Regions from separate parts of the Homo sapiens genome. Here all the other regions are linked to region 3. A link is an interaction called in ENCODE POLR2A ChIA-PET data of the cell type or tissue named here. Cell type or tissue: A673. All regions are shown on one strand. Links, peaks and the distances in the headings refer to the core of each region. The heading gives the core; the rest is flanking DNA.

The links. Peaks named below come from ENCODE experiments on the same cell type or tissue, not always from the same donor. Only the 100,000 strongest peaks of a DNase experiment are listed, where the experiment ranks them.
Region 1: POLR2A ChIA-PET joins it to region 3 with 10 read pairs; 19 of 35 experiments call an interaction of 5 or more read pairs at or near these places.
Region 2: POLR2A ChIA-PET joins it to region 3 with 13 read pairs; 16 of 35 experiments call an interaction of 5 or more read pairs at or near these places.

What each region holds. Positions count from the first base shown.
Region 1 is chr17:47,981,355-47,992,142 of GRCh38, forward strand. CDK5RAP3 (CDK5 regulatory subunit associated protein 3) reads left to right here. Exons shown (of 14, transcript NM_176096.3): 14 at 83-427. The coding sequence ends at 148. Among named protein-coding and RNA genes, the nearest start is that of CDK5RAP3, 16 kb to the left of the region's middle. In A673, for the core only: no CTCF peak of the experiment used is centred there; a DNase peak (open chromatin) is centred at 6,267; H3K27ac peaks cover 2,332 bases.
Region 2 is chr17:47,995,857-48,006,420 of GRCh38, forward strand. No RefSeq gene overlaps it. Among named protein-coding and RNA genes, the nearest start is that of CDK5RAP3, 30 kb to the left of the region's middle. RefSeq lists an enhancer at 7,232-7,786 and a silencer at 7,527-7,821. In A673, for the core only: CTCF peaks have their summits at 7,718 and 7,917; DNase peaks (open chromatin) are centred at 6,865, 7,355, 7,505 and 8,075; H3K4me3 peaks cover 1,695 bases; H3K27ac peaks cover 6,601 bases.
Region 3 is chr17:48,049,574-48,057,573 of GRCh38, forward strand. NFE2L1 (NFE2 like bZIP transcription factor 1) reads left to right here. Exons shown (of 6, transcript NM_003204.3): 2 at 1,034-2,055; 3 at 6,813-7,025; 4 at 7,459-7,548; 5 at 7,771-7,929. The coding sequence starts at 1,546. Among named protein-coding and RNA genes, the nearest start is that of NFE2L1, 5.2 kb to the left of the region's middle. RefSeq lists enhancers at 4,674-5,533, 6,394-7,251, 7,252-8,000 and a silencer at 6,381-6,650. In A673, for the core only: no CTCF peak of the experiment used is centred there; DNase peaks (open chromatin) are centred at 3,978, 4,878 and 6,328; H3K4me3 peaks cover 4,321 bases; H3K27ac peaks cover 7,715 bases.

The sequences.
Region 1 (10,788 bases), core at 1,311-9,310, 67 kb before region 3:
CTGCCAGTGGGAGGACTCCCAGTCTGTGCAAAATGAGGCCCTGAGCACCCCTGCTTCTGCCCACTTGGTATCACTCTTTCAGATTGAAGCTGACATCTCCAAGAGGTACAGCGGGCGCCCTGTGAACCTGATGGGAACCTCTCTGTGACACCCTCCGTGTTCTTGCCTGCCCATCTTCTCCGCTTTTGGGATGAAGATGATAGCCAGGGCTGTTGTTTTGGGGCCCTTCAAGGCAAAAGACCAGGCTGACTGGAAGATGGAAAGCCACAGGAAGGAAGCGGCACCTGATGGTGATCTTGGCACTCTCCATGTTCTCTACAAGAAGCTGTGGTGATTGGCCCTGTGGTCTATCAGGCGAAAACCACAGATTCTCCTTCTAGTTAGTATAGCGGACTTAATAAAAGAGGAAAAAACTCTTGCTTCAGTACTGACAGTTCCTTATGCTGCTTCTCTGAGCCTGCAGTTGAGGCTTCGCACCTGTTTTCGTGGGGTTCTTGATCCAGGTGGGCTCCCTGATCCAGGTGGGCTCCCCAGGCCATCAGCTGTCACTGTGGAGCCCCAAGTTGAGGACTTTTCCCCTTTGCTTCTGGTGATAAAGAGGACCCCACATCTACAAATGGTTCAGTAAGGGGCTCTGGGATGGCTACGTGTGGGCCCCTTTCCATAACCAGGCCCAGGCCGCCCGACTCAGGCCAGAAGCCCTGGGGGAGCGGTCAAGCAGCAGCCTTGTTGGAGCCAGCAAAGCTGCATTTTCCTTTTAATCACAGCTTACCTCCAGGCAGAGGGAAAATGCGGTTTGGGGAGGAAGGGTCTGATAAACAAGGTGGAGACAGGAGCTGTCACCTTCCCTGGCTGCCTGTCCACTTCCTGCCCATAACTGCCCGCTCTGTGATCGGATAGAGCCCACCCCAGGATAGCAGCCCTCTCCCAAGCCACCTACCCATCCCCATTTCCCAGGAAGGGTAGGGGTTGGGGGTGGCTGGCAATTCGATTTTAATTTCATAGCAGAGCAGTTGATTCATGGCTCTTTGTCGCTGGCGTTGACTCCCGTAATGACTTTCCATCAAAATGAAAAGTGGAGTGACACCACTCATTATTCCTGCTGCTTGTTATCTCAGTTCTGGGGAGGGCCACCCCCTCCCCACTGCCTTTCAGCCGTCCTGGACAGTGAGTGATGGCGCCTATTAATCACCGACCCCGCGGACTCCAGCCAAAGGAGAGAGAGATAAGGCAGCATGAACTGCTCGAAGCCGTTCCTATCAATTAATGTCAACCCACCACTTCCCCCCAATCTTTGCCTGGTCACCTCTTTCTGGGGGATCAGGGGCTGAAATGAGAAGTCCGGGAATTGGAAAAATATTGGTGTTGAACATGGAGGTAAGACTCCGCAGACTAGCAGGGTATAGAGGAGGTAAGTGGACTGCACTCTGGCCTCAACACTCAGGAGGGATGCTCTTGGCTTAGGGAACTGCCTGCTGCTCTTGGTCCCTCTCCCTCTGGGAGATTGCCTTCTAGCTCCTGCCCCACCTGTTCAGCTGCTGGCTCCGTTGGCCATCTGGCCAGCCTCTTGCAGTAGCAGTCAGTTCACTGAGGCATACTACCCTTGCCCACTCTAATGTCCTTTGCCCAGTCACCAGCTGTTACGCAGACTCCATTGCTTACAGCAATGGAGCTTCAGGGAGAAACCCCGTGGACCAGGTGACCATGGCAGACCGGGTTCAGGCCTCCAAAGCTTCTGCCCCTGCGCTTGCAGATGAGCACCTGACCTGCTTTCCCAGCCCTGCCTAAGGTCAGCGAGGGGAAGCAGTGCTCACTGAGGTTTGGCTATTTTCCCAGGAAGGGAAGTGGGTTTAGATAGAGTTTTCTCAGCTGATTTTGGCCCCCTTGGTAAGCAGTGTGGTTAGGCCACTGCTCTGGATCAGAGATACTAGGTGACTGCTTAACAGGTGACATCAAGGCCCACCCTGATCCCCAGGCTGAGGCAAGTGGTTTCATGAAAGCCTTTAACTCGATAACATTGGGTTTGTTCTCCAGAACCTTTAGCCTCCCTTTCCTTTACCGCCGCCTGCTTCCTGAGTCCAGCCCTCCTGGCCATGCTGAAGGCACTGAAGGGATCCACCCGGCTGGTTCTCCCTGGCAAGAGCAGCTCTGTGTCTTTCAGGTCTGCCTCCAGCTTCCCTGAGCTTCACTGGTTGTATTTGGGTTCCTGCTTGTGTATCTCAGAATGCCCTCAGAAGTCGTTGTAGGGACAGAATGAGTTAAGATATGCAGAGCTCTTAGAACGCTGCCTGGTGCGGAGGAGGCTCTTGGTGGACATGTGTGAGCTCTTATTTTTGGTTTGGGGAACCATGATGAGGACTCTCCATCCTGGCCTAACTTGTCTTCTTGGAAAGGAGAGGTGAGGGGCTTTAGGGGAGCTTGAGACCAAGTTTCAAGCAGTCAGGTTGAAACTTCCCTCTTTCAGGGAAAGAGGGAAGCGGTGCACCAAGATTACACCCTCAGAATCCTTAGTTTGATGTGAATTATGCTGCCAAGAGCACACTATACTTTTGTGTTGACTTTTATCCCACCTCTTTCCAGAGAGGATTTAAGGCAACGCCTCTCACTACTTGGCTAAGACTCCTCACCCGGCTTCAGATAAGGAAGCAGCGAGTCACCTTTCCAAAATTCTCTGCTTGCTAAATCCAGCCATGGCTCAGCCCCACTCACTGCCTCTCTGCCCAAACATTGCCTCTCTCCCTGCGTCAGTTCTACCGTGTCCTCTCCGGTGTGGTTCTCTTTATAGACCACAAAAGTAGGATCCCTTTGCACTGCAGCCTGCAGTGGCTGACTGTGAACATGGGATAAGTGGAGTGCTAAGGCTCGTTCATCTGGGCCCCAGCGGTCCACCCCCTGTGCCCCTCTGAGGGCCTGCCAGTATCATGGGGAGTCTGGCACATCTAGAATTCCTTTCCTATTGCCAGTTCAGAGCAGGGAACAAGCTGCATCATTCAGAGTGAACATCTCCTCACCCATCTAAAGAATTAACCTGCTCTGGAGACCTGGCCGGGAGTTGAGGACAAAAGAAAGGCACATCCCCAGCCTTTGGGAGCAGAAGCCAACCTTGCTGGAGCTCCTCACATGCACCTCCCAACCACCATTAATTCCCCAGAATTAATGGTTGCGTACAGTTTCTCCCCAGAAACCCAGGTCCTGTGGCTCTTCTCTGCCTTTTCATACACTCCTACCTGTTCTGTTAATGATTTTTATTTCATCTGTTTTTAAAACTTATTATTTTTGAGACAGTTTTGCTCGTCACCCAGGCTGGAGTACACTGGCGCGATCTCGGCTCACTGCAACCTTTGCCTCCCGGGTTCAAGCGATTCTTCTGCCTCAGCCTCCCAAGTAGCTGGGATTACAGGTGCAGTAGAGCCTGGGTTTCACAGCATTGGCCAGGCTGGTCTTGAACTCCTGACCTCAGGTGATCCACCCACCTCGGCCTCCCAAAGTGCTGGTATTACAGGCATGAACCACCATGCCTGGCCTAAACTTATTTTATTTATTTATTTTTTTTTTGAGACAGAACCTCACTCTGTCACCCAGGCTGGAGTGTAGTGGCGTGATCTTAGCTCACTGCAAGCTCTGCCGCCCAGGTTCAAGCGATTCTCCTGCCTCAGCCTCCCGAGTAGCTGAGATTACAGGCACCTGCCACCACGCTCAACTAATTTTTGTATTTTTAGTAGAGACATGGTTTCGCCATTGGTCAGGCTGGTGTTGAACTCCTGACCTCATGATCCACCCGCCTCAGCCTCCCAAAGTGCTGGGATTACAGGCGTGAGCCACCGTGCCTGGCAACCTAAACTTATTTTTTAATAGAGACAGGGTCTCACTATGTTGTCCAGGCTGATCTCAAACTCCTAGCCTCAAGGGATCCTCCTGCCTCAGCCTCCCAACGTGCTGGGATTACAGGTGTGAGCCACCTCATTGGGCCTATTTAATCTAATTGCCACTTGTTTGATCTCTTTCCCAACTCCTGTACATGCACATACAAAATTTAATAAAAGTGATAGGAAGACAAACATGTAATACAGTGTGTTGGTGATTAGCACGTTCTTGAGATCTGGACTGCCTGGGTCAAACTCTGTCTCTGTTCTTACTCCCTTGGGCAAGTTGCTGGACCTCTCTGCCTCATTTCCTTCACCTGTAAAATGAAGACGAAGACCTTGGGTAGGAAGCTGTGGTGAGCATGCACACCACTTAGAACAGTGCCTGGAGGCCGGGCGCAGTGGCTCATGCCTGTAATCCCAGCACTTTGGCAGGCCAGGGCAGGCGGATCATCTGAGGTCAGGAGTTCCAGACCAGCCTGGCCAACATGGTGAAACCCCGTCTCCACTAAAAACACCAAAAATTAGCCAGCATAGTGGCAGGCACCTGTAATCCCAGCTATTCAGGAGGCTGAGACAGGAGAATCGCTTGAACCCAGGAGACGGAGGTTGCAGTGAGCCGAGATCGCGCCATTGCACTCCAGCCTAGGCAACAAAAGTGAAACTCCGTCTCAAACAAAAACAAAAACAAAAAAACAGTGCCTGGCACAGTAAGGCTCAGACTAGCTGTTGTGAGAGGGCGGTGGGGTGGAAATACCCTCAGCTGAGGTTAGAAAGTTGTGTTCTAGGCCGGGCGTGGTGGGTCACGCCTGTAATCCCAGCACTTTGGGAGGCTGAGGCAGGTGGATCATGAGGTCAGTAGTTCGAGACCAGCCTGGCCAGTACAGTGACACTCCGTCTCTACTAAAAATACAAAAATTACCTGAGCGTGGCGACATGCACCTGTAGTCCCAGCTACTCGGCAGGAGAATCGCTTGAACCCAGAGGCGGAGGTTGCAGTGAGCCAAGATCTCGTCACTGCACTCCAGCCTGGGTGACAGAGCAAGACTTTGTCTCAAAAGAAAAAAGAAAGTCGTGTTCTGGTGCCCCATATTCCAACATGTCCCAAATCAAAGCCATTGTCCACACCCACACTGCATCTCTCTTTATTTCCTGACAGTTTCATCAGTGGTGTCCTGGGCTCTGCTGGCTGCTCTTTCTAATCCACCCTGGGCCTTTTCACCCTAGTCATTTCCCTGCTTAGAAACTCTGAGGCTCTGTAGTGCCCCAAATTCCTAGAGTAGCAGCCGCCAAGCCCTGCATAATTGGAACCCCACCAGCCTTTTCAGCCTGGGCTACCCACCCAAGACATCAAATCCACATGTGTCCTCGAGGCCCCATCCTTTACTCGGCTCCCTCCAAACCATCTTGACCCCCGATTCAGATGAGGCCCAAATGCATCTCTGTGGACATCTCCAGTTGTCCCTGCAGAATTAGTCACTCCATCCCTCAGCAGCATCCTGCAGCCCCATGCAGATATCCTTAGGAGGGGGGAGCTCTTATTTATTGTGTTATATGCCTTCCTGAAGTGCCTGCCCACTGAGCTGCTTGCGGGCAGGAATGGTGTCTTGACCACATTTATGTCTCTCTTGGAGTATCAAACGTTAGCTTCTCTGAACTTTAATTGTCTTAATGCTCTCTAAAATGACTTTGACCTCTGACATATTATGATCATGTGGCTTACAAGTTAACACAAAGGAAGAGTCTCACGAAGCACAAGAAGTTTGGGAAGAAAATTGGGGTTAAGTCAGCTTTTTAAATGGACTGATGGCCAGGTGGGGTGGCTTACGCCTGTAATCCCAGCACTTTGGAGGCCGAGGCGGGAGGATCACTTGAGCCCAGGAGTTCGAGACCAGCCTGGGCAGAGTGCCTGCCTACCCCGAGGATCATTTCTGGGCCTCATCTCTCCTCTTTCACTGTTTGGTTGAGGACATTTCTGGAGAGGAAAGTAGAGGGCTATTGTCCCATCCTTTTGGAGATATCATTGCTTCATAGAGTTAGGTTTGCTATCAAAGCTGGGGCCTCCTCCCTGTCTGAATACCACCATCTGCTGGGCTTTGAGCAAGCCGTTCTGCCCTCTGAGCAATCGGGCCCGAGGAGCTGCGTCCAGGGTAGCTGTCCCGCCTGGCAGAGCCTGAGCCCAGCAGGAGGGCATCAAGGCTGCTGCAGGCGTGTAGAGCCCGGGGGCACCAGCTGACCCGGATCTGCCTGTGTCCTCCAGATGCCCTTCCTCCCTGGTGACTGCCAGGGCCTCTCTGAGTAAATTGGCCCTGAGTAAACTCTTACTTAGCCAGCCCGCCACCCTCCTCTCATTCCCCAGGCTTCAAAGAAAACCAGTTTGAATATTTAAACTTCTCCTGTGTATCTAATAAAAAGTTCTGCACTACTTAACGCCCCAGCTATCCATTACTGTCGGGAGCTGCTCTCTCCCTCCCAGCATTCCCCTCCCTCCCTCTCGCCCAAACCACGAGCATGGCAAAGCCATTTGTCAAACCGCTCCCGCCACTGGCTGCGCTTGGCTGTGTCTGAAAGGACAAGCCGCCCCACAGGGGAAGGTGGGAATGAATAAAGGGGCTATGCAAATTGCTGCTTAATCTGCAGAGAAACACCCAGGCTTTGGGGAGACGCTCATTACTTCTTTTAACTGTGATTAACGGGCAAATTAAACCCAAGCCCTTAACTCTCTCCTGGCAGAGGACTTGAACGCAGAGCCCTGGGCCAGTGAGGTTGGAGGGAGGTAGTTGCATCTGTACCTGGGGACCAGGACCGAGGAGCATCCGCACTGCCCCTTAACCCTGGTAGAAGGGAGGGGAACCCCAAATGCCTGAGGGCAGACCCAGCACAACTAATCTTAAAGCACAGGGAAGGAAGAACTTAGTTCTTTCAGAAGACAGTTCTGTCTGTCATTCAAGAAAAAGCAAAGTCAGGTTGGGCATGGTGGCTCATTCCTGTAATCCCAGCACTTTGGGAAGCTGAGGCAGGTGGACTGCTTGAGCCCAGGAGTTCGAGACCAACCTGGACAACATAGCAAAACCCCGTCTCTACAAGAGATACAAAAAATTAGCCGGATTTGGTGGCCTGCACCTGTAGTCCCAGCTACTGTGGAGGCTGAGGTGGGAGGGTCACCTGAGTCCAGGAGGCAGAGGCTGCAGCGAGCCAAGATCACACCACTGCACTCCAGCCTGGGCGACAGAGACCCTGAATCAAAAAAAAAAAAAAAAAAAAAGTAACATGGAGGACAGGCACAGTGGCTCACACCTGTAATCCCAGCACATTGGGAGGCCAAGGCGGGTGGATCACTTGAGGTCAGGAGTTTGAGGCCAGCCTGGCCAACATGCTGAAACCCCATCTCCACTAAAAATACAAAAAAAAAAAAAAGCAAAGTCACTGGTCCCTTGAATTTGCTTCCATCCTTCCCCTCCCCCCACACACACATACACACACACACAAAAACCCTGGGAGAATTTCTTAGACCTCAAGTGCCAAAACATGTCAAGGGTGTGGCTAAAGTGGCTTTAGCCACAAACTGAGTTGCTGGTCAGACCAGCCCCAAGTCTGGTGCTGGAAAAGTGTGTTTAAGGAGCCTCCAGATGTTCAACTCCAAAAATGACCTTGAGATGTATTAACCAGGGAGGTGAGGAAGCAGGAGGTGGGGGAGCTGAGTGTGCTTCTGGAAGGGGAGACACTGGGAATGGCCCTGCGCTGGCCATACGGGTTACAAGCACACACCCTACAAGGGGTCAAAGAGCCAAGGCAGCTCTCTTCATTCCTTATCCATCTGTGGGTTTTGGTTTTGGTTTTGAGGTAAGACATACATAGAATAAAATGTATCATTTTAACCTTTTTTGAGCGTACAGTTCAGTGACATTCACATTGCTGTACCACCATCATCACTATCCATTCTGTTTTTGCAGAATATTGAGCCATCCTAGGAGACCTGTAATCACCTCTAACAAACAGCAACAATGGAGGCAGGGCCCTGTAGCTAGAAGAGTTCTGTGTGAAATCCAGAAAATTGGAGAACGCCCACAGGAGCCCCGGGAGATTGAAATAGAGGCCTGCCGTTCAGGAGGCAGGTTTGGGAGGAAATCCTGCAGAGATTCCCCATTAAACACAGATTTCCCCTAAGCTTGAGCGATTAGGAGGTGAAAGATGACATACAATGGTGACAGACTGTCTGTCAACCTGATAGGGCCGAGGAGAGACACGGCCCCGTATTTTATTTTGTCGTGGAGTCGATCAGTAGGTCTGTCATAGAAACTAGCCCTGACAGCTCGCTCAACAACTCTGCTCTCTTTTCTTAACTCTTGAAGCCCAGCTCCACCATCTATTAAAACATCCTGGGCTGTCAGGGATATTAAAAGGCTCTGTCACTCTTTCTTAAAACAGTCATAAATACAATCTGGACACCAGCATTTGGGCAGGAGCCCCAGCATTGAGTGGGAAGAGGCAACAGCAGGTATGCCTGCCTTTCTTGACAGCCTGGGCTTTGGCATTGTTCAAATAGGGACCATGGACTTACCTCCTTTTTCTCTCTGTAGATGGAGGAATCATGGCCTTCTCTGATATCATGGATGCCTGGTATTTTGAAACAACTGTTCTTGACCACAGGATGTAGTCTTTGGTAAATGCAACCACAACTCTCAGCTTATCTCTGGCTCCTCATGCACCTAAACCACACCTGTTCCGAATGCCTACCTAAGGGAGTCTGGTTCCCAGGCCACCCCAGCTGGTAGGAGGGGGAGGAGGAACAAAAAGGTAATCAGAGTCTGAATTTTCCTCCACAATGGAGTTTGCCTCTTTCCCACTTCCATTCTTCTTGCTCCATGCAGCCTTGTAACTGACCCACCTTGCTAAAAAAGGTCTTTTGGGTGCCAGAAACTGACATGACACTTTGCAGGTGGGCTCCCAAGAGTGCAGGCTGGAACTTATGACCTTGCCAATTGGAGGAGCCCAGTCATCATCTCTAAATCTTTTATTTATTTATTTATTTAGACAGTCTTGCTCTGTCGCCCAGGCTGGAGTTCAGTGGCGCGATCTCGGCTCACTGCAACCTCCACCTCCCAGGTTCAAGCAATTCTCCTGCCTCAGCCTCCCAAGTAGCTAGGATTACATGCGTGTGCCACCATGCCTGGCCAATTTTTGTGTTTTTAGTAGAGACGGGGTTTTGCCATGTTGGCCAAGCTGGTCTTGAACTCCTGACCTCAGGTGATCCACCCGCCTCGGCCTCCCAAAGTGCTGGGATTACAGGCGTGAGCCACCGAGCCTGGCCCCATCAACTTCTGTGTTGACATCAGGGCAGTGCAGCACCAGGGAGCCTGGCATCTTAAGATGTCCTGTCTTTTGCCCACCAGTGTCCAGTGTCCAGAATCACTTTTCACCCCAGGACTTTCACTTAGCTTTGGATATTTTAAAACTACAGACTATGTGTTTTTCCCAACTGAGTTATCTTCTCAGCAGCTTTCTTCAAGTATTTTATGCCAAGAAGGGTCAGGCTTTTATGTTTTCTTTCCATGACATTAAATCCCTACTTTATTCCACTGTGTGGCCTCAGAGGGCAGAACTAGAGCCCACCTGTGGAGGTAACAGGGAGATGGATTTCCACCTGATATAAGGAAGCCCTTTCTGACAACCAAAAATGCCCTGCAAGGGCACAGGTGGGAAAGTCACATCACTGAAGACCTTAGGCTGACATTGGATCAATATCTGGTGGGGACACTGCTGAGAGTGGGAGGTTGGGTCAGATGACTCTGAGTCAATGATTTGGGTACTTGGTATGTCCAGAGGCTGGACGAGGCCTAGCAGCTGTTCACCAGCTGCCTTCCATGTGGCCATCTTGCAATTTAATCCCAGATGGTGGGACCCCTCACCGTCAAAGGTCACAGGGCCAGCTGCAGGGTAGTGGGCAAACCCTTCTTTGCCCCGGTAGCCCCCAGGCAGTGTCTGTGACCCAGCAGGCAGGATGTGGAAAGGAAAGAATGAGAGATGAAGCTGAGAGATCCCACCAGCGCCTCTGGTTGAGAAAGGCAGGCGGGAGCTCTGCCGGCTTCCCCTCCCCCTTTCACTTCACCCCCTCCCTGCTCCTTCCCTGTTTCCACCTGCCTTTCACTCTCTCTCCCTCTTTTGCTCTCTTCATCCCTCCCAGAGACCTCCCCCAATCTCCATGGCAATAAAAGGGGAGGTGGGGTGGGCTGTGCCCTGTATTTTTAGTTGCACCATAATAGCCCCTTTCTCTGGAGACACAGGGGCTGCCTGTGGAACGAATCTCCCCCTGCCCTTTGGCTCACAAAGGGCCAGGGAAGCCCCTTCAGCCTGGGCCGCCCTCTGTGACCCCGGCCTGTTTCCGGGTGGGGTGCACTTCCAGCCCTCGGGGGCCTGCAGCTGGGCCTCTCTCACGGGATCCTGCACACAGGCAGGGTCACCCCGGCTGACCTCCCCCGAGGACAGAGGTCAAGCCCCCTCTGGGGTCTCTGAAGTGATTGGAAGGGAGCCCAGGCAGGGGACAGGGGGAGGGGCGAGGAGGAGGGGACCTTCTCTTTTAATGTAAAATTAAATGACTCCCTGTGCCTCCCTGTCTGTGCCTATCTCAGGCTGGGTCCCCTGGCCTAGGACCTCACCCTTGGGGATCCAGGCATCTTAGAAATGAGTTAAACACCCTGCACTGGGGCTTGGTCAAACCTGAGTCCAGAGTATTAGAATAATAAAATCCCGGCAGGGCGTGGTGGCTCACGACTGTAATCCCAGCACTTTGGAAGGCTGACACGGGCAGATCATGAGGTCAGGAGTTCAAGCCCAGCCTGGCCAGCATGGTGAAACCTTGTCCCTACTAAAAATACAAAAATTAGCCAGATGTGGCGGCATACACCTGTAATCCCAGCTACTTGGA
Region 2 (10,564 bases), core at 2,565-10,564, 51 kb before region 3:
GAACCTTACTCCTAACTACTGTGCCAGGTGCTGAACTAGGCAACTGGGAGGGAAAACAGAATGGGTCCTGGGCACCCATCTTCAAAACACTCACCTGACTTCATACATGTCTGCAAAATGTGTGTTTCTTGCCAAAGAGCATCCAGGCATCCAAGAAGCAATGTTTTCACTGAGCCTACAAATATAGAAATTTCTCCCTCTTCTTTTCAGCTCTCCTTCCCCTTCTAAGTGTCTTTATTCCTCTTCTTCCCAGGCTAACATTCTCTCCTCCCACCATCTGCTCCCAAGGTGGCTGATACTGCCCACCTTGCTTCCCTGGGGATGGAGGGGTCTGGGGCTCATCCCTCCCCCAGGTGCTGTAATTTGTGAGGCTGCCCAACTGGAGTGGACCCAGGGCCTCCCAGACTGCCCTCCCGCCACTGTGAGTTGGCTGGCCTCTGCCCTCTGCCCTCTTCTGCCATTAACCCTGTCACCTGCCGGACATCAGCCTCCAGGCCCAGTCTGTCATCCATGGCCAAAGATGGATGGGGGGCGGCTGGGAAGCATAAGCAGCGACCCCTTAATGAGATCTGGCGGGGGAGGGCTGGGCTCTATCAGGCAGCAGCAGGGCCAGGTTGGCGATAACAGGCTCTTGTGGAGCGTGACCCATTTTCCTTCTGGAGGAGAAGACAGTCGGGTGAGAAGCTGCAGGACAGGTTTGGGGGACGGGTCACAGGGTTCTTTTACCACCCACCCCTATCCTCCTTCCCCTCTTCTGGCAAACCAGACTCGGTAGATGGGCAGAGGCTATGGAAAACAGATGACCCCCACTTCTCATTCCTCCTCTTTGGCACGGTGACCCCAGCTCCTAAGGAAGAAACACGGACACAAGGAATGACTAGGACACAGGAGACCAGATACCAGGCTGGGGCAGCCCCAGTCAGCCCTGGGAGATGTCAGAGAAACTGGAGGGAGGGGGCCTTTGTGGGGTGTCTATGGAGTGAGGAGCATCTTCAGAGGTGCAAGGAAAGGGCCTTTGTTGAAGCTGGTGAAAGAGTGGGATGCAAGGGTTGGGGGAGAACCATTATTGCGTTACTGGGTGGTCTCCCTACCATTTCCCCCCACGGTGATTCATGGCATTTTATTTAATTTATTTATTTATTTATTTATTTATTTATTTTTGAGATGGAGTCTCACACTGTCACCCAGGCTGGAGTGCAGTGGCGCGATCTCGGCTCACTGCAAGCTCTGCCTCCCGGGTTCATGCCATTCTCCTGCCTCAGCCTCCAGAGTAGCTGGGACTACAGGCACCTGCCACCATGCCCGGCTCATTTTTTGTATTTTTTTTTAGTAGAGACAGGGTTTCACCATGTTAGCCAGGATGGTCTCGATCTCCTGACCTCATGATCCGCCCACCTCGGCCTCCCAAAGTACTGGGATTACAGGCATGAGCCACTGCGCCCGGCAATTCATGGCATTTTAAAAGAAAGAGATGCTGGGCCGGGCACGGTGGCTCAAGCCTGTAATCCCAACACTTTGGGAGGCCGAGGCGGGTGGATTGCCTGAGGTCAGGAGTTCAAGACCAGCCTGGCGAACATAGTGAAACCCTATCTCTACTAAAAATACAAAAAATTAGCCGGGCTTGGTAGCGGGCTCCTGTAATTCCAGCTACTCGGAAGGCTGAGGCAGGAGAATGGCTTGAACCCAGGAAGGGGAGGTTGCAGTGAGCCAAGATTGTGCCATTGCACTCCAGCCTGAGCAACAAGAGCGAAACTCTGTCTCAATAAATAAATAAATAAGATGCTGGAAAGTTCTAGACTTTCATTGTACAGATAGGGAAGTTGATGTCCAGAGAGCGGAAGAGATCCACCCAAATAAGTAGAAGAGCCAGAGCGAGAATCCAGGGCTCTTGAAGACCCAGGCCTCCGCTCAGCACTGCACCACGCTTCCTTCTTGCTCCTTACCCGGGAAGAAAATACAACAGCTGCTGAAATAATTATTCCTGGACTTGTCTAAAAGGGGTTATTCTTTCCCACTTCCTCCCCCACCCCCTCAACCCACATACAGTGCATTGCCCAAGGACTTTTCGTAGGTTTGGGAGAGAGACTTGGGGGAAGAGGGGTGAGGATGCTTCTTGTTTCATCCAAGTCAGAATGGGAAATAATTTACTCCCTGAGGACATGAACAGGGTTGGGTCAAAATAGGACTCTTCAAGTTTGAGGGGTTTGTTTGGGTTTGGTTTGGTTTTGCCCAGCAAAGGTTGGCTGCGAGACCCTTTGGCCACTTATTTTGACATTGGCCACTGTCGATTGCCCCCTGCGCTCCTGCCTGGGTGCTGCTGTGGTGATGCCTGTCTCCTCTCCTCCCTGCCTATGACAGTCCAGCTGAGTTGGATTGTGGAGTGTGGCATCTGGTGGTTCGGGGATCAGGGACTTTTGAATCTGGTCCTAGTAAGCTGTGTGGCTCTCAGCAACAATTAATCTTTCTAGGTCTCAGCTGCCTCATCTTTAAAAGGTAGTAATAGAAAAGTCTTCACACTTTTTTTTTTTTTTTGAGACAGTCTTGCTCCATCGCCCAGGCTGGAGTGCAGTAGCGCAATCTCGGCTTACTGCAACCTCCGCCTCCCAGGTTCAAGCCATTTTCCTGCCTCAGCCTCCCAAGTAGCTGGGATTACAGGCACCCACCACCACACCTGGCTAATTTTTTAAATGTATTTTTAGTAGAGACGGGGTTTCACCATGTTGGCCAGCCTGGTCTCAAACTCCTGACCTCAGGTGATCCACCTGCCTCAGCCTCCCAAAATGCTGAGATTACAGGTGTGAGCCACCATGCCTGGCCCACACTTCTTTTTAAAAAGAAGGACCAGGCTGGGCAACGGTGGCTCATGCCAGTAACCCCAGCACTTTGGGAGGCTGAGGTTGGAGGATCACTTGAGCTCAGGAGTTCAACACTAGCCTGGGCAACATGGTGAAACGTTGTCTGTACTAAAAATACAAAAATTAGCTGGGCATGGTGTTGTATGCCTGTAGTCCCAGTTACTCGGGAGGCTGAGGCAGAAGGATGGCTTGAGTTCGGGAGGCAGAGGTTGCAGTGAACTGAGATCACGCCACTGCCCTCCAGCCTGGGTGACAGAGCAAGACTTTGTCTTAAAAAAAAAAAAAAAAAAAGACCAGAACCAGTGCCATGCTGAAGCTGGCTTGCACTGGATCCTAAAAGCCAATTATGTGCATTTCCCAACTTTGCACTGGGATTTCCAGTTGGTGGCTTGAAATGGGCTTTTGTGGAAATATTTACACCACAGAAATAAGCAAAGGCTACAAATCAGGGCTTCAGCACTCCAAGTGAGAGCCAGCCAGTAAACTTTTAGCAGCACGACACTGGCCAGAACTCTAACATGTTATATAAAAACACATAAACAGGCTGGTCACAGTGGCTCATGCCTTTGGGAAACCGAGGTGGGCGAATCCCCTGAGGTCAGCAGCTCGAGACTAGCCTGGCCAACATGGTGAAACCCCATCTCTACTAAAAATACAAAAATTAGCCGGGCATGGTGGCGCATGCCTGTAATCCCAGCTACTCAGGAGGCTGAGACAGGAGAATCGCTTGAACCCAGGAGGCAGAGGTGGCAGTGAGCGGAGATCATGCCATTGCACTCTAGTCCGGGCGACAGTGTGAGACTCTGTCTGAAAAACAAAACAAAACAAAACAAAACAACAAAACAAAAAAACACACATAAACAGAACTGCTTTGGTTGGTTGAAACAAGGGTTCCCCACTCCCCTCACACACATCAAGCTTTGCCAAAACCCAGGACTTGAAGTCTGAGATTTGTGCCAGCTCTCAATCCTGTGAGTCTAAGTAACAGGCCACAAGAGGTGATGCAGGAGGAAGAATGACGAACAATGATGAGGCTTAGGTTTTATGACTGTATTTAGCTAATCGAGCCTTGTCTGTGTGGGCAAGTCAACTTTGATGATCCAGGAAGCACCTCTGGAGTTGCTTAACCCTGCAGGTCCCAAGGCCTTCTGGTGGCCTCGGCAGGTAGTGGCACCCTCCAGAGCAGTCTCTCACTAGCGGATCTCTCAGTGGGTGGCAGGAGGATGGCTTTAGGGGAGGGAATGTCACCCACCTCCCCACAACTGTGCCTCTGCCCTGCAGGGTGAAGGTAAATGAAGTGACATTTGAATCCATTCAGATACTGCAGGAGAATGAATGCTGAATGAATGAATGAATCCAGGGAGAGCTGGAGCCAAATAAGCTTCATCAATTTATGTGGTGGGGAGGATGCTAGCCAGGAAGTGGAGGCCAGTGTTCAAATGCAGGGCTCAAGCCATAGCTCCAGCAGTTCCTGACCATGACATTTTTTGTATTTCAGTACCGTTTTGTAGAATGGGGCTACTGAACCAGGCTTAAAATCGTATTTCAGTCTGGTCTTTATGATGGGGACGGTAGGGGTGAACATGGAGCTCTCATTCTGCATGTAGTGGAAGGGCCCACCCCGCAAGCATGTTTCGCTGCTATTTTTGCCAAGGTTCTGTGAAGATTTCAATATTCCCAAGCTTGCTATCTTTCAAGCCTAGTAGAATCAGCTGGGCTGATATCTTCTAGCTGGTGGGAAAAAATGCCAGCAAGCAAAAGAAAAGGAGAGGAGAAACAAATGTTTGTAACTGAAAGAAACCTGGCATTTAATCTAGTGATTTCTATCTGCCAATCATCAGAATTGTCATTACCTGGGACAATTTAAAAAGTACAATTTCTAGGCCAGGCGCGGTGGCTCACGCCTGTAATCCCAGCACTTTGGGAGGCCGAGGCAGGTGGATCATGAGGTCAGGAGATTGAGACCATCCTGGCTAACACGGTGAAACCCCGTCTCTACTAAAAATACAAAAAAATTAGGCGGGCAAGGTGGTGGGCGCCTGCAGTCCCAGCTACTCAGGAGGCTGAGGCAGAAGAATGGCGTGAACCCAGTGAGCCAAGATTGCACCACTGCACTCCAACCTGGGTGACAGAGCGAGACTCCGTCTCAAAAAATAAATAAATAAATAAAAATAGGCTGGGCGTGGTGGCTTACGCCTGTAATCCCAGCACTTTGGGAGGCCAAGGCGGGCAGATCATGAAGTCAGGAGATCGAGACCATCCTGGCTGACACGGTGAAACCCCATCTCTACTAAAAATACAAAAAATTAGCTGGGCGTGGTGGCGGACGCCTGTGGTCCCAGCTACCTGGGAGGCTGAGGCAGGATAATGGCGTGAAACCAGGAGGTGGAGGCTGCAGTGAGCTGAGATCGCGCCACTGCACCCCAGCCTGGGCGACAGAGCGAGACTCCGTCTCAAAAAATAAATACATAAATAAATAAATAATTTTAAAAAATAAAATAAAAAGTACAATTTCTTACCCTGCCTCTAGACATACTGATTATTAAAAATCTCCCGTTGGGGAGGGGTCTGGTGTTTGGGAACCAGCACACTCCCTCTCCTGACCTCCCACAGCAGAGGGTGAAGGCTACCACCAGCTGACCAGTCATAAGACTTTGTCTTCTTTCTGTTTCTAAAAGAGATTTCCTCATTTTCCCTTAGCAAATAGGGAAAGACCAAAAAAAAAAAAAAAAAAAAAGAGTTCTTTCCCACAGCTAACCTAAATCTTGGCTGCATTTCTAGGCCTCTCATCTGCATAATAACTTCACTGATGATTTCAGAGTTTGCTTTCTTCACCCTGAATGTTCTGGGTTTATTTCTTCATTCAATAAAAATTAATTCAGCACCTCCTACTCACCAGGTCCTTTAGTAGCTGTTGGGGAGATGAGCAAAATGGACACTATCCTTGGCTTTTGCATCTTATAGCCTTTTAAGGGAGTCAGACAGTTAAATTTGCAATGGTGGCTCATGCCTATAATCTCAACACTTTGGGAAGCCAAGGCAGGAGGATCGCTTGAAGTCAGGAGTTTGAGACCAGCCTGGGCAACATAGTGAGACCCTGTCTCTACAAAAAATTAAAAAATTAGCCGGGTATGGTAACACATGCCTGTGGTCCCAGCTACTTGAGAGGCTGAGGTGGGAGGATTGCTTGAGCCTGGGAGGAGGTCACGGTGCTTCAGTGAGCCTTGATTGCACCACTGCACTCCAGCCTGGGCGACACAGCGAGACCCTCATCTCTAAAAAATAATAATAAAAAAAATAGCATGTCAGGATGTCAGGCTAGGGCAGATGTTGGGATGGTAAGATGGGGTGGGGCAAAGCCTCCTGAAGAAATGAAGGGTCGGGTATGGTGGCTCATGCCTGTAATCCCAGCATTTTGGGAGGCCGAGGCAGGCGGATCCCTTGAGCCCAGGGATTTGAGACCAACCTAGGCAACATAGCAAAACCCCATCTCTACAATAAAATAAAATAAAATAAAATAAATAGCTGGGTGTGGTGGCGTGTGCCTGTAATCCCAGCTACTCAGGAGGCTGAGGCAAGAGAATTGCTTTAGCCTGGGAGGTGGAGGGTGCAGTGAGTGGTGTTTGTACCACTGCTTTCCAGCATGTAGCAAGAGAGTGAGACTCAACTGGAAGGAAGGAAGGAAGGAAGGGAGGGAGGGGAAAGAAGGAAAGGAGTGCTAATTTGCGGACTTAGGATAAGTAGCAGTTAGTCCAAGGATGTGGAAGGGAGGGTGGAGAGCAAAGATCCTGGCAGAAAGACCAGCATATGTGGGGCTGAAGGCAAAAAAACAGAGAATGCTTGACAAACTGAGTGAAAATTCATACAGTCGGGCACTCTGCCTCACAAATCCTTCTGTCATTTCTACAGTTCTCCCAGAAACCCCTTGAAACTCGCCTGTGACTCTCTAGGCTCCCTGGAGTCCAGAGCAAGACAAAGAACTTTTGTCTGATCAGCTGAGATATAATGAGAATGACCCCCAGGTTCCTTATTTATGCATCCGGCATGCAGCTTGCTTTTGTAAGAATAGCACTGTATTGCTGACTCATAGTCAGCCATGCATTTTACAATAATCCCACAATGTCTGCCCTGGATTTTCTTTCTGCCTAACTTCCTGTTCAGCCTTCTTTTAAAAAGCCTTGCCTCTGTGCTCTCTTTTTACTTATCTCTTTCTTTGAAATGGATCACGTCTAGAATTTGTGGGTTTCAGGGAAATCTGCCATCCCAAGGGTCCTTCTCCAATGAAATTAAGGTCAAATTGAGATTTGGAATTGAAAGCTGATTAGTCTGAATGCCCACATCTTAGAGCATCTAACCAATCTATCTGCCCATCAGGGTGACTGATCCCATCCCTGTCTTATTTGCTGCTGTGGGGGTGAGGGCAGGGGGTGGAGAAGGATGGAAGCAGAGTCAGCGCCAGACAGTGATGTGCCACGCAGAATAGAATCTCTGCACAGCGTCTCCTGGAAGGGGGAGGGGGGCAGATGCTGACAGACTCGTGGGAGCCATGCCAAGAGATGGGTCTGCCTGGGTCCCTGACTAAACCAACTAACTCTTCCCAAGCTGATCAGGCTGCAGGGCCAGAGCCCCACTATTCTTCCCTGGGATCCCAAGTGAAGCAATGGGGGCCACGTAGGAATTCATCGGTCAATGCTAGTTTGGTGGGTGAGGGTGGGGAGGTTGGGGAGGAGCAGGCGCGGGGGTGGGTGTGCTTGGATTCGCTCATGGGAGCTGAGCCAGCCCCAGCAGGGAAGAAGGGTCGCTTTGGCATTCATTCTCCTGCAGTTACCAGGCCTCGCCGCCTGCCGGGCTGCTGGTGCGCAGGGCCCAGCCCCCTCCCCAAAGAGCCCCTGAGAGGGGCCAGGAGTGGGGGGAAGGCCACCCGTGGCCTTGTGAGACTGAAGCACAAGCTCCTTCCTCAGCTGCCAGGGAAGAATTTAATTACCAATTAAAGCCCCCTCCATCTGTTTCGGGCCTGCCAGAGAGCTCTCTCTACCCTTTAATTACATCTCTGACAACAATTTAACTCAATTAGCTGGTAAACACAGCAGAATGCAGGCAACCCAGGGCACCCTCTTGTCCCTGCCATCTGTCTGTCCGTCTTGTGCTTTCCCAACTCGCTCTCAGTCTGTCTGTCCTGCCCCTGCTTCCCTGTCTCATTTTGACACCGCCCCCCACCCCTTGGTTTTCTCTTTTTCTTCTGTCTTCTCCAGCACCTCTTGTCTGTTTCACACCAGCTGGGTTTCCCCCGCCCTCCGCGTCTTTGTCATTCTGTCTTCCTCTCCCATCTGCTCTTTGTCCATCCCTTTCCCGTGCTCTGTCTTGTTCTGTGCATCCCAACTTTCTCTCTTACTCTGCCAGGCTAGTCTCCAATGAGCCTTTTCCTTCCCCTTTCCTTCTCCCCGTCTTCTTCCTCCTTCTCCGCCATCTGTCCTACATTAACCAAATCCATCCCTTTCAGCATCTCCTCTGTGAGCCTCCTTTCTGGTGTGTTTCCCTTAACCCCTGCCATCTCCTTTTGCTTCATCCACTTAGCACAAACAAAGGTGAGCCCTAGGAGCAGTAGTTGCCATCTTTTGAGCACTTACTTTGCCAGTCATTGGCTAAGAGCTTTACATGCATTATTTTGTTGAATTTTTACAAAAATTGTGTGAATGGGTATAATTATTCCCATTTCACAAGTGGAATAATGGATCCTCTGAGAGATTTTGCCACTTATCCAAGGTCACAGAGCTTGCAACTGATAGAACTAGGATTCAAAGCCAGGTCTGTTTCCTTCAATACTGCATGAGATACCCGAGGCTGGGCACAGTAGCTCATGCCTGTAATCCCAGCACTTTGGGAGGCCAAGGTGGGCAGATAGCTTGAGCCCAGGAGTTCGAGACCAGACTGGGCAACATGATGAGACCCCCGTCTCTGCAAAAAATATAAAAATTAGCCAGAAGTGGTGCATGCCTGTAGTCTCAGCTACTCAGGAGCCTGAGGTGAGTGAGTCACTTGAGCCCAGCAGGTCGAGGGGAGCAGTTTTAAGGATGACAGAGAGGCCTGAATATTTGGGGAAAGGCTCTGTGTTGTTGAAATGAAGGGCAAAGCAATAGGTTCCCAGTTAACATTGGGAGGGAGGTGGGTAGAGAAGGGTAAAAAATAGAAATCATTTCTGAGAATTTAACCTCCTCATTTCTGCTGGAAGGAACTTTCCAGATTCTAGTTTACTACAGTGTTGAAGAAGTTCCCCAGTCCTCTGAGAAAGTAAAAAATGTCCAGGACCTACAGGAATAAGAGAGAGGGAGAGAGAGAAACAAGTAGGCTATAATTATCCTAGCAACCCTCTCCTGGAATGGGGGCGGGGGTGGGTGCTGCAGAGAAGGGCAGCCTGATCCGTCTTGTGGACAGGCAGGGACATGATGGAGACCCCAGGTCAGCCAGGTAGTCACATGGCTGCAGCTTGGGCAGACCCCAGCCAGATAAAACTCATCTGCTTTCTTCCCCCATCCTTCCTCGGCTGACTAATCACTCTTCCTGTGATTAAAACAGAAAAGAACTGGGGGGAAAGGCTACAGGAGAGAAAGAGAGGCTGTCTCTGATCTCTGTTTTCTACCTTCCTTTGCTCTTGAGATGTGCTGTCCATCCTTGGGGGTTTGCTCCGCTTGGTGTTTAGAACCCACATATTCCACTAACTCACACCTTCACCTTGCCTTCTGCCACACTAAGAAGAGTGCTGGGATTCCAGCGAAATTCCTCAAATGCAGAAACTGTGCTCTGAGAGCAAATGCCAGTCAGCTATGGGTTAGAGTCAGCCTCAGTAGGGAGACTGGCACAATACCCAGCTTTTTTTTTTTTTTTTTTTGTTTTTTGTCCTGTTTTTGTTTTTGTTTTTGAGATGGAGTCTTGCTCTGTCACCCAGGCTGGAGTGCAGTGGCGCCATCTCGGCTCACTGCAACCTCTGTCTCCCGGGTTCAAGCGATTCTCCTGCCTCAGTCACCCAAGGAGCTGGGATTACAGGCACGTGCCACCATGCCTGGCTAACTTCTGTATTTTTTATAGAGACGGGGTTTCACCATGTTGGCCAGGCTGGTCTCGAACTCCTGACCTCAAGTGATCCGCCCACCTTGGCTTCCCAAAGTGCTGAGATTACAGGCATGAACCACTGCATGTGGCCTCTTTTTTTTTTTTTTTTTTTTTGAGACAGTCTCACCCTGTTGCCCAGGCTGGAGTGCAGTGGCACAATCTCAGCTCACTTTGACCTCCACCTCCTGGGTTCAGGCAATTCTCGTGCCTCAGCATCCCAAGTAGCTGGATTATAAGCACGTGCTACCACGCCTAGCTAATTTTTGTATTTTTAGTAGAGACGGTGTTTCATCATGTTGGCCAGGCTGGTCTCGAATTTCTTGTGTCAAGTGATCCGCCCGCCTTAGCCTCCTAAAGTACTGGGATTACAAGCATGAGCGACTGTGCCTGGCAGAATTTTCAATATTACAGATCTCTCAAGAAGTCCCATCCTGCAGGCAGACATGGAAAGTTCTGGACAGAGGCAACTAAGGGGCAGGATGGAAGGCTGGAAAAGAGATGGGGTAGGGAAGCAAGGAATTCAAAATGAAGAAGCTCCCAGTCCAGTCCCAAGCTTTATACAATCAGTGGGTGTGTGGGCAGTTTCTGTAAACATTATATAA
Region 3 (8,000 bases), core at 1-8,000:
GTTGAGATGGGGTTTCTCCATGTTGTTCAGGCTGGTCTCAAACTCCCGACCTCGGGTGATCCGCCCTCCTCGGCCTCCCGAAGTGCTGGGATTACAGGCGTCGGCCCTTTTCCTTTTTTTTCTTTTGTAAGTTGTGAGGATAGGAAAGGGAAATCAGATTTCAAAGTTCAGAAAACAAAAGGCATTCTTCTTCTGGGTGAAGTGGTGGCCTGAACATTGTCCTTTTGTCCTTCCACACTCTCACTGTTTAATAATCTTGCCTTTTTGAACTGAGAAAAGACAACTGTTATGGGTGGTTTTCTCCCGAGGGGTGAAAATCCAGCTTTACTTTTAAGACAGGAAATGGGCTTCTCATGTGAAAATAGAAGCTGGGTAATGCGCCTGTAGTGGGGGAGGAGGGCTGGTAAATAAAACAAAGGTGTAAGATATTTTGGATGACCTGGTTATTGTCTGCTTATTCAAACCAAGCTACATTTTAGGATATTGCACATTTAATATTCAGTAACTGAGATCATTCGTGATCAGTAGCTTTCTTTGATAGTTCTTCTATGATCGGTTGCTATATTTTGGGTTTTTTTTCTGAGAGTGTAAGTAGTCCTTTCTTCCTGTAAAAGTGGCCTTTAGGCCAGGCACAGTGGCTCACGCCTGTGATCCCAGCACTTTGGGGGGCCGAGGCGGGCAGATCACCTGAGGTCAGGAGCTTGAGACCAGCCTGGCCAACATAGTGAAACCCCATCTCTACTAAAAATACAAAAATTAGCAGGGCGTGGTGGCAGGCGCCTGTAATCCCAGATACTTGGGAGGCTGAGGCAGGAGAATCGCTTGAATGCAGAAGGTGGAGGTTGCAGTGAGCACAGATCACGCCACTGCACTCTAGCCTGGGCGACAGAGTGAGACTCTGTCTCAAAAAAAAAAAAAGTGAAAGTGTCCTTTGAATGTGTTTTCTACCTTCTACTGTGAAGGTTTTCCTACCCTGATCATGATGTGAAAAGTATGGAATCTTATCCTGTTGCTTTTGTGATTCCCATTTCAGGTTTCTCTGGAAACCCCCCTGGTAAGTGTGGAGGAGGCGGGACACTCTGACCCAAGACGAAAGGCCTGTAGCTCCAGCCAAAGAAAATAAACCTTAGGAGGGAGAAGGAAAAAAAAAATCCATCAGCTGTTCCTGAGAACAGCCTGCATTGGAATCTACAGAGAGGACAACTAATGTGAGTGAGGAAGTGACTGTATGTGGACTGTGGAGAAAGTAAGTCACGTGGGCCCTTGAGGACCTGGACTGGGTTAGGAACAGTTGTACTTTCAGAGGTGAGGTGTCGAGAAGGGAAAGTGAATGTGGTCTGGAGTGTGTCCTTGGCCTTGGCTCCACAGGGTGTGCTTTCCTCTGGGGCCGTCAGGGAGCTCATCCCTTGTGTTCTGCCAGGGTGGGGTACGGGGTTTGACACTGAGGAGGGTAACCTGCTGGCTGGAGCGGCAGAGCAGTGGCCTTGATTTGTCTTTTGGAAGATTTTAAAAACCAAAAAGCATAAACATTCTGGTCCTTCAGCAATGCTTTCTCTGAAGAAATACTTAACGGAAGGACTTCTCCAGTTCACCATTCTGCTGAGTTTGATTGGGGTACGGGTGGACGTGGATACTTACCTGACCTCACAGCTTCCCCCACTCCGGGAGATCATCCTGGGGCCCAGTTCTGCCTATACTCAGACCCAGTTCCACAACCTGAGGAATACCTTGGATGGCTATGGTATCCACCCCAAGAGCATAGACCTGGACAATTACTTCACTGCCCGGCGGCTCCTCAGTCAGGTGAGGGCCCTGGACAGGTTCCAGGTGCCAACCACTGAGGTAAATGCCTGGCTGGTTCACCGAGACCCAGAGGGGTCTGTCTCTGGCAGTCAGCCCAACTCAGGCCTCGCCCTCGAGAGTTCCAGTGGCCTCCAAGATGTGACAGGCCCAGACAACGGGGTGCGAGAAAGCGAAACGGAGCAGGGATTCGGTGAAGATTTGGAGGATTTGGGGGCTGTAGCCCCCCCAGTCAGTGGAGACTTAACCAAAGAGGTTAGTGGACCTGTGGTGGGTGTGTGGGGCCTGGGGCTTGGGGGTGGGCTGGTCCCAAAGGATTGTGGTCAGAACACTGAGCCCTGTAAAGAGCCAGACAGGTTTCAGCAGGGCCTCAGGCACTGTTCTTGGGTAGGGATGGGCTGAACTTTCTGACTTTAGGATTGGGGGCTGGGAGCATTTCCCTGTGTTGAACCATTGACCTACCTCTAAATGTACTGTCAGGGCAGTGGGAGGTTCCTACACATGCCAGGGTGTTTACTGCTTGGATTTCAGCGTGACTGCTGGAGGCCTGGGGTGGGGGAGGAGTCATGTTGTGATGGGCTTTGATGCAGTGTACATCTGTTGCTAAGACACAAATACTTTTTGGACTCTTGTTTTGTACCTCCCCCCACATCAGAACACAGACATACCCTGAAGTTCTCCTTTGTGGCGAGGCCTGTTGTTGTATTGTCCTGATAATTCAGACCTCCTGGGCCTGAGCCAAAGGGTAGATTTGGATAGTTATTCTTGGCCAGGAGAGGGCCAAGGCTTCCAATCTTTGCAAAAGGCCCACTGCAGGGAGTAGGGAAGAGAAGTCTGGGAGCTAGAAAGAGAAACTGCATTCTGCTGCCCAAGTCAACTTGCTTTGAGCTGTCAGAAGAGATCCTTAGCTCTTGTCACATGGCTGACATACTGTTCTGGGCAGAAAGCGATGCAGTTCTTTGCCTTTCAAGATGTGAATGGCTGCTGCTGCCCCTGCCTCACCAACATAAGATTGCTTTGAGCTCTGGGTTTGTATGGCTCTCGCTTGCCATCCAGCCTTAAGTAGCCGGGAAAGAGGCCCACTGCACTCCCCTGGCCATTAGGGAAGGAGAAAGCCCGATTGGGTTTTTGGAGGTGGCATGTGAAGGAATGTAAAAAGTTTTACAGATGTTACAGAAATGGGCTTCTCTGCCTGCCAGGTCAGACCACGTTTTCCCTCCTTCCCTGCTCTGTAGTCTTTTCCTGAGCTTAGTTCTCTGACTGTTAGTGACTGTCAAAGAGTATGGCTTGTTCTAGGCCAGTGGTCCTCAACTGGGGGTGATTTTGTCCCCGAGGGTGCAGGTGGCAATATCGTGAAACAGTTTTGGTTGTCACATCTTGGGGCGGGGTTGCTACTGGCACCTAGTGGGTAGGGGCCAAGGATGCTGGTTAACATCTTGAATGGCACAGAACACCTTCAAACAACAGATTTGTCTGACCCCAAGTGTCAGTAGTGCAGGGATTGAGACACTCGGCTCTGTGCTCAAATGGCTCATACTGGACCTGCTTTGAGAGAGACTAGGATTATCTGAGCGCAGGAGCCAGGAACATTTCTTACCTTTCAGGGCCTGTTAATTTAGCTTCTTACAGGGCCACTTGGAACTTCACCTCTCTTCTGCTTCCCCTTTCCTTCAAGTGGGCTCTAATCTTGGCACAGTGTTCTGAAGTGTGCTTCCCAGTCTCTGCTCTATGCTCCTCCCCCAGGGTAGCTCCCCCAGGGGTGGGTGTAACTGGGTTTGCTCCTGGAAACCCTGCAGGGTAGCTGCATATCTGTTCCTGCTGGGATGGGATGGGATATTTTGGATATTATTGGGTGGGTTGGGGCCGAATGGGATGGGACTTTGACCCTGCTTTCCTCTGTTTCTTGGCCCTCGTGAAGGTTGTGCTTTTCCTCATCTCAGGCCTTTATAACTCCCTTTGGGAGGTGGGGTGGGTCAGCATTAGGGGCCCAGGCTGGGTATGGGGGAAGGGAGGATTATTATGTGTCTAGAACAACATTTCCTCAGCAACTCAGGGATAAAAATACCCAGGTCCAGAGCATGTGACAGGCACTGCTGGAACCGGTATTATCCCTGGGGTGGCAGTACTCCCCCGCTGCCAGGCCTGCTCTATGGACAGCCATAGCCTAGGCTGTTGTCAGGGATAGGATTCCCCTTGAGATTGGCATTCTGCCCAGAGCAGGGGGGTGGCCTGTTTACAGCTCTTTCCAGGCTAGGAGCTGACTGTGACCAGAGAGAACATACTGTCTCTCTGACCTGACCTTAGGCTCCAGGGGAGCAGCAGTGGGGAGGGAGCTAAATTTCCCCTCGAGAAACCAATCCAGGGAGTCTGAATTGTGATACTGAGTCTGTGAGGGGCTTCTTTCCTGCTTGGATGAGATATGGGCCAGGAATCAGGCAGAGAATGCTCTTGAATAAAGCCGGGGTGAAAGGGGAGGGGGGACATTTGTGGCCAGGAGAATGCAGAGCACCTGTCTCCCTAAGTATGGGGCTTCAGGGTTGTGTCTCCCCTCCTCTTGCTTGGGGCTAGGCTTGGCCAGCACTGTGACATTGCTGCACGTGGGCAAAATGGCCTTCCCCTTTTCTCTAGTCTGGCCTATTTTGGGGTGACAAAACTTACGGCTTATGGTGGGCCTGGGTGCCCTGGGTTCCTGCCCAGCCTGGCTCGTGATCCCTGGCCTTGAGAACTGGCCACTGCCTTCCTGAGGAATGGGATAACTCTTTCCACTTCCAGCAAATAATTTAGATTCCCAGAGAATCTGCGGGAGAAGTGTCTGCCCAGTCCTGAGTGGGCTGGATGAGCAAGATGCGACAGGAGGGAGGAGAGTGGCACCCCTTCCCCCAGGGCTCTCACTGCGCCACCCCAGCTGACTGACTGGGCTGGGTGGGGCTGCCCGCCCCTGGGCGCATCTCCTCAAGGAGACGGAGGCGGCCCAGGGATGGGCTGGTTCCTTGCGGCAGCTTCTCCAGCTGCCCTGATGCAGAGATTGGCTCCCGTCTGCAGCTAGGTAACAGGCGGTGGGAGGGGATTGGCTCCTTCCGCATCTCCAGCGGAGACTTGGGGGAGGAGATTGGCTCTCGGCGCAGCCTAGGTAACGACAGTGGGAGGGGATTGGCTCTTTGCGCAGCCCAGCTGCTGACCTGGGGGAGGGGATTGGCTCTCTGCAGCCTCAGCAGTGACCTGCGGGGTGGGAGGGGGTGGGGATTGGCTCCCTGCTGCAGCCTAGGTAACAAGTTTGGGGGGCGTGGGGGGGAGGAGCGGGAGGATAGGCCCAGGAGGGAGCTTGCTTTCCTCTGCAGCTTGAGCACGGAGCATGGGGTGGGAGTCCCATCTCACTGCAGCCTCTGCGGTGAGCTCAGGGTGGGGGCAGCTGGGCGCCTGAGTGGAACTGGGGTTGTGAGGTGGGAGGGGGCTGCTCAAGGATGGAGGAAGGGGGCTGGCTGGGCCGCCCAGGCAGCAGCACGGGCGGGGCACCCTCCTCAGGCCCCTCGGAGCTAGCAAGGGGCCACCCTTCCAGCCTGGTGTGCTCCCTGAAAGCCAAGAGCTCCTTGCAGCCCCCTGTCCGGCTTCCCGGCACCGGCTGCCCTGGGGCTCATCTCGCAGACCATGACCCGCCTGGACCGCAGCTCTCACAGTGGTGGGGGCCATGCCAAAGGCAGCCGGCCCCTTAACTCTTTGCTGGCTGGTCACCGGGTGGCCCAGCCCGCCTCTGCTCCTGGGTCCAGGGCTTCTGTTCAGGTTGGTGTATGTGGGGAGACTAAAGTAGTACGTCTGGGAGGTCTTAGGGTCAGGGGGGGTTAATGGGAGAAGAATACCGACTTAGAGGTAGGGAGGAGGGTCTGATCTAAGGAAATTGCTTTCTGGAAAGTGTATGTCTGCATTTTAACCCCTGGATGGAAGGCAACACTTTAGGGTTTCTTCAGGCTTGTAGGGAGGGCTCGACTACAGGGGGGTGCCATGTATAGGAAGCCCAAATAGCTCTATTTATTGGGGTTATATGCTGTTAGTGGGGGTGGCAGTTGGTGCAGCAACTGTTCACGAGCCACCAGGGTAGAGCGGGAGGGAAGCATTTTTGGTGCCCAAGGTGGCAGTTGTAGCTGAGCAGTGATGGGGTTTATGTCCTTGAGGGGGTTGACTGATGGGGATTTGGTGAGTCCTGGGGTATGGTGAGGGAATGAGAGCACTGGTGTAGGGGACACAGTGAGGCTGGCCCGAGCAGGGGGTGGGGTGCACCCCTGGGGATCATCTGACTGCCTGAGCCTCCCTGGAATGGAGGCAGCAGCTAGGATCAGCTGAGAGGGAATTCTGGCGGGGATGAGTCTTGAGGTGAGCCTGGGCTTGAGGAGTTGTGGGTGTTCAGCCTTACTCTTGCTGCCAGCTGGGGAATGGGGAATGGCTATAGGAAGGGCTGGAGACAGCATGGCGTTGTCATTGGTTGCATCAGGTGGTTGGAAATGCAGGGATTTTCCTCTCTAGCCCACCCCACCCCTTTATGCAAATGAAATGGTACCACAGGCTGATGCAAGCCTGGCCACTGCTAAGTAATTCTGCATGACAATTCGCTCTTGCTTGCCATGGCCAGCTTCCTCCAAACCAAGTTTTAAGGGGTCCAATCCCCAAAGCTAGAGGTGTCTCCTGATGTTCCCCTTCTTTCTTATGTAGGGGGGAGGCGGCCCTGCCTTTTGTCTGGGTGTGTCTTGGTCCAGATCCTAATCCTTTGCACCCTTATGGTGATAGTCACACTAATGGTTTTGCTAGTGGCTCTTTTTTTTTGTGGGAAGGGGATAGTGTCTGGAAGTAGATGAATGAACACTTGCTGGTGCAGGGACCAGGGGGTAAAGGCTGGCAGGTGAAGAGCTGGGAGGGGCCCCACCCAGGACTAACTGGGGTGACACTAGGAGGGAACTCTGAGGGGCAGGACAAGGAAGGGACCTTGGGATCTTAGAGCTAAAGTCATGTGATCTGTCTTTCAGGACATAGATCTGATTGACATCCTTTGGCGACAGGATATTGATCTGGGGGCTGGGCGTGAGGTTTTTGACTATAGTCACCGCCAGAAGGAGCAGGATGTGGAGAAGGAGCTGCGAGATGGAGGCGAGCAGGACACCTGGGCAGGCGAGGGCGCGGAAGCTCTGGCACGGAACCTGCTAGTGGATGGAGAGACTGGGGAGAGCTTCCCTGCACAGGTACCATCGCCCCTGCTCACTGGGCTCTCTTCTTGTCCCTACTACCCTGACACAAACCAGGCTGGAGTTCTTCCAGAAACTTCCTTTAGAGAAGACAGGTGGTGTGTGGGGTGGACCTGAATTTCTGTTTTGGGTTGGGGTCTGTAAGTCACAGTGGCTGAGCCTTGGAAGGGGGGAGTGGAAAGCAGCAGATGCAGAATGGCCAGGCCGTGGCAACAGACAGTGCAAGGGAGGCAGAGCATGTAGCATCTTCCTGCTTGCTTCAGGACTCTTTCACTCTCTTCTGTTGTTTCTGGGAGTTTGGGACTCGGGGCCAGCCATTAGCCTGGGAATGGGAGGGAGACTGCAGGGCTTCAGCCATTCTGGGAAAGAAGCTTCAGCCCCAGGCAGCCAAGGCCCAGGTCAATCAGACTTACAGTTCCTGTTGCCACAGGTGCCTAGTGGGGAGGACCAGACGGCCCTGTCCCTGGAAGAGTGCCTTAGGCTGCTGGAAGCCACCTGCCCCTTTGGGGAGAATGCTGAGGTGAGCAGGACTCCAGTGAGAGTCCACCAAGTGAGCAGGGCAGCCTGTACCTGGTGTGTCCCTCCATGGCTGAGGGGCCAGCTGTTGGTTCTGGCCTTATTCTGGCTGCTGGGGGTAAATGCAGAGGAAGGAAGAACAGAAACAGGTCCAGGTGGTAATCTCTGGGAGGAAAGCACAAGGTTTTTCCTTCCCCCTTGTTAAAGCCTCTGTGTTTTGCCCTAGTTTCCAGCAGACATTTCCAGCATAACAGAAGCAGTGCCTAGTGAGAGTGAGCCCCCTGCTCTTCAAAACAACCTCTTGTCTCCTCTTCTGACCGGGACAGAGTCACCATTTGATTTGGAACAGCAGTGGCAAGATCTCATGTCCATCATGGAAATGCAGGTAGGATTGTCGGAACCGGGCACAAACCTATTGGATTTTGCACAGATTGTCTTAGCACTCAGTTGCTTTTC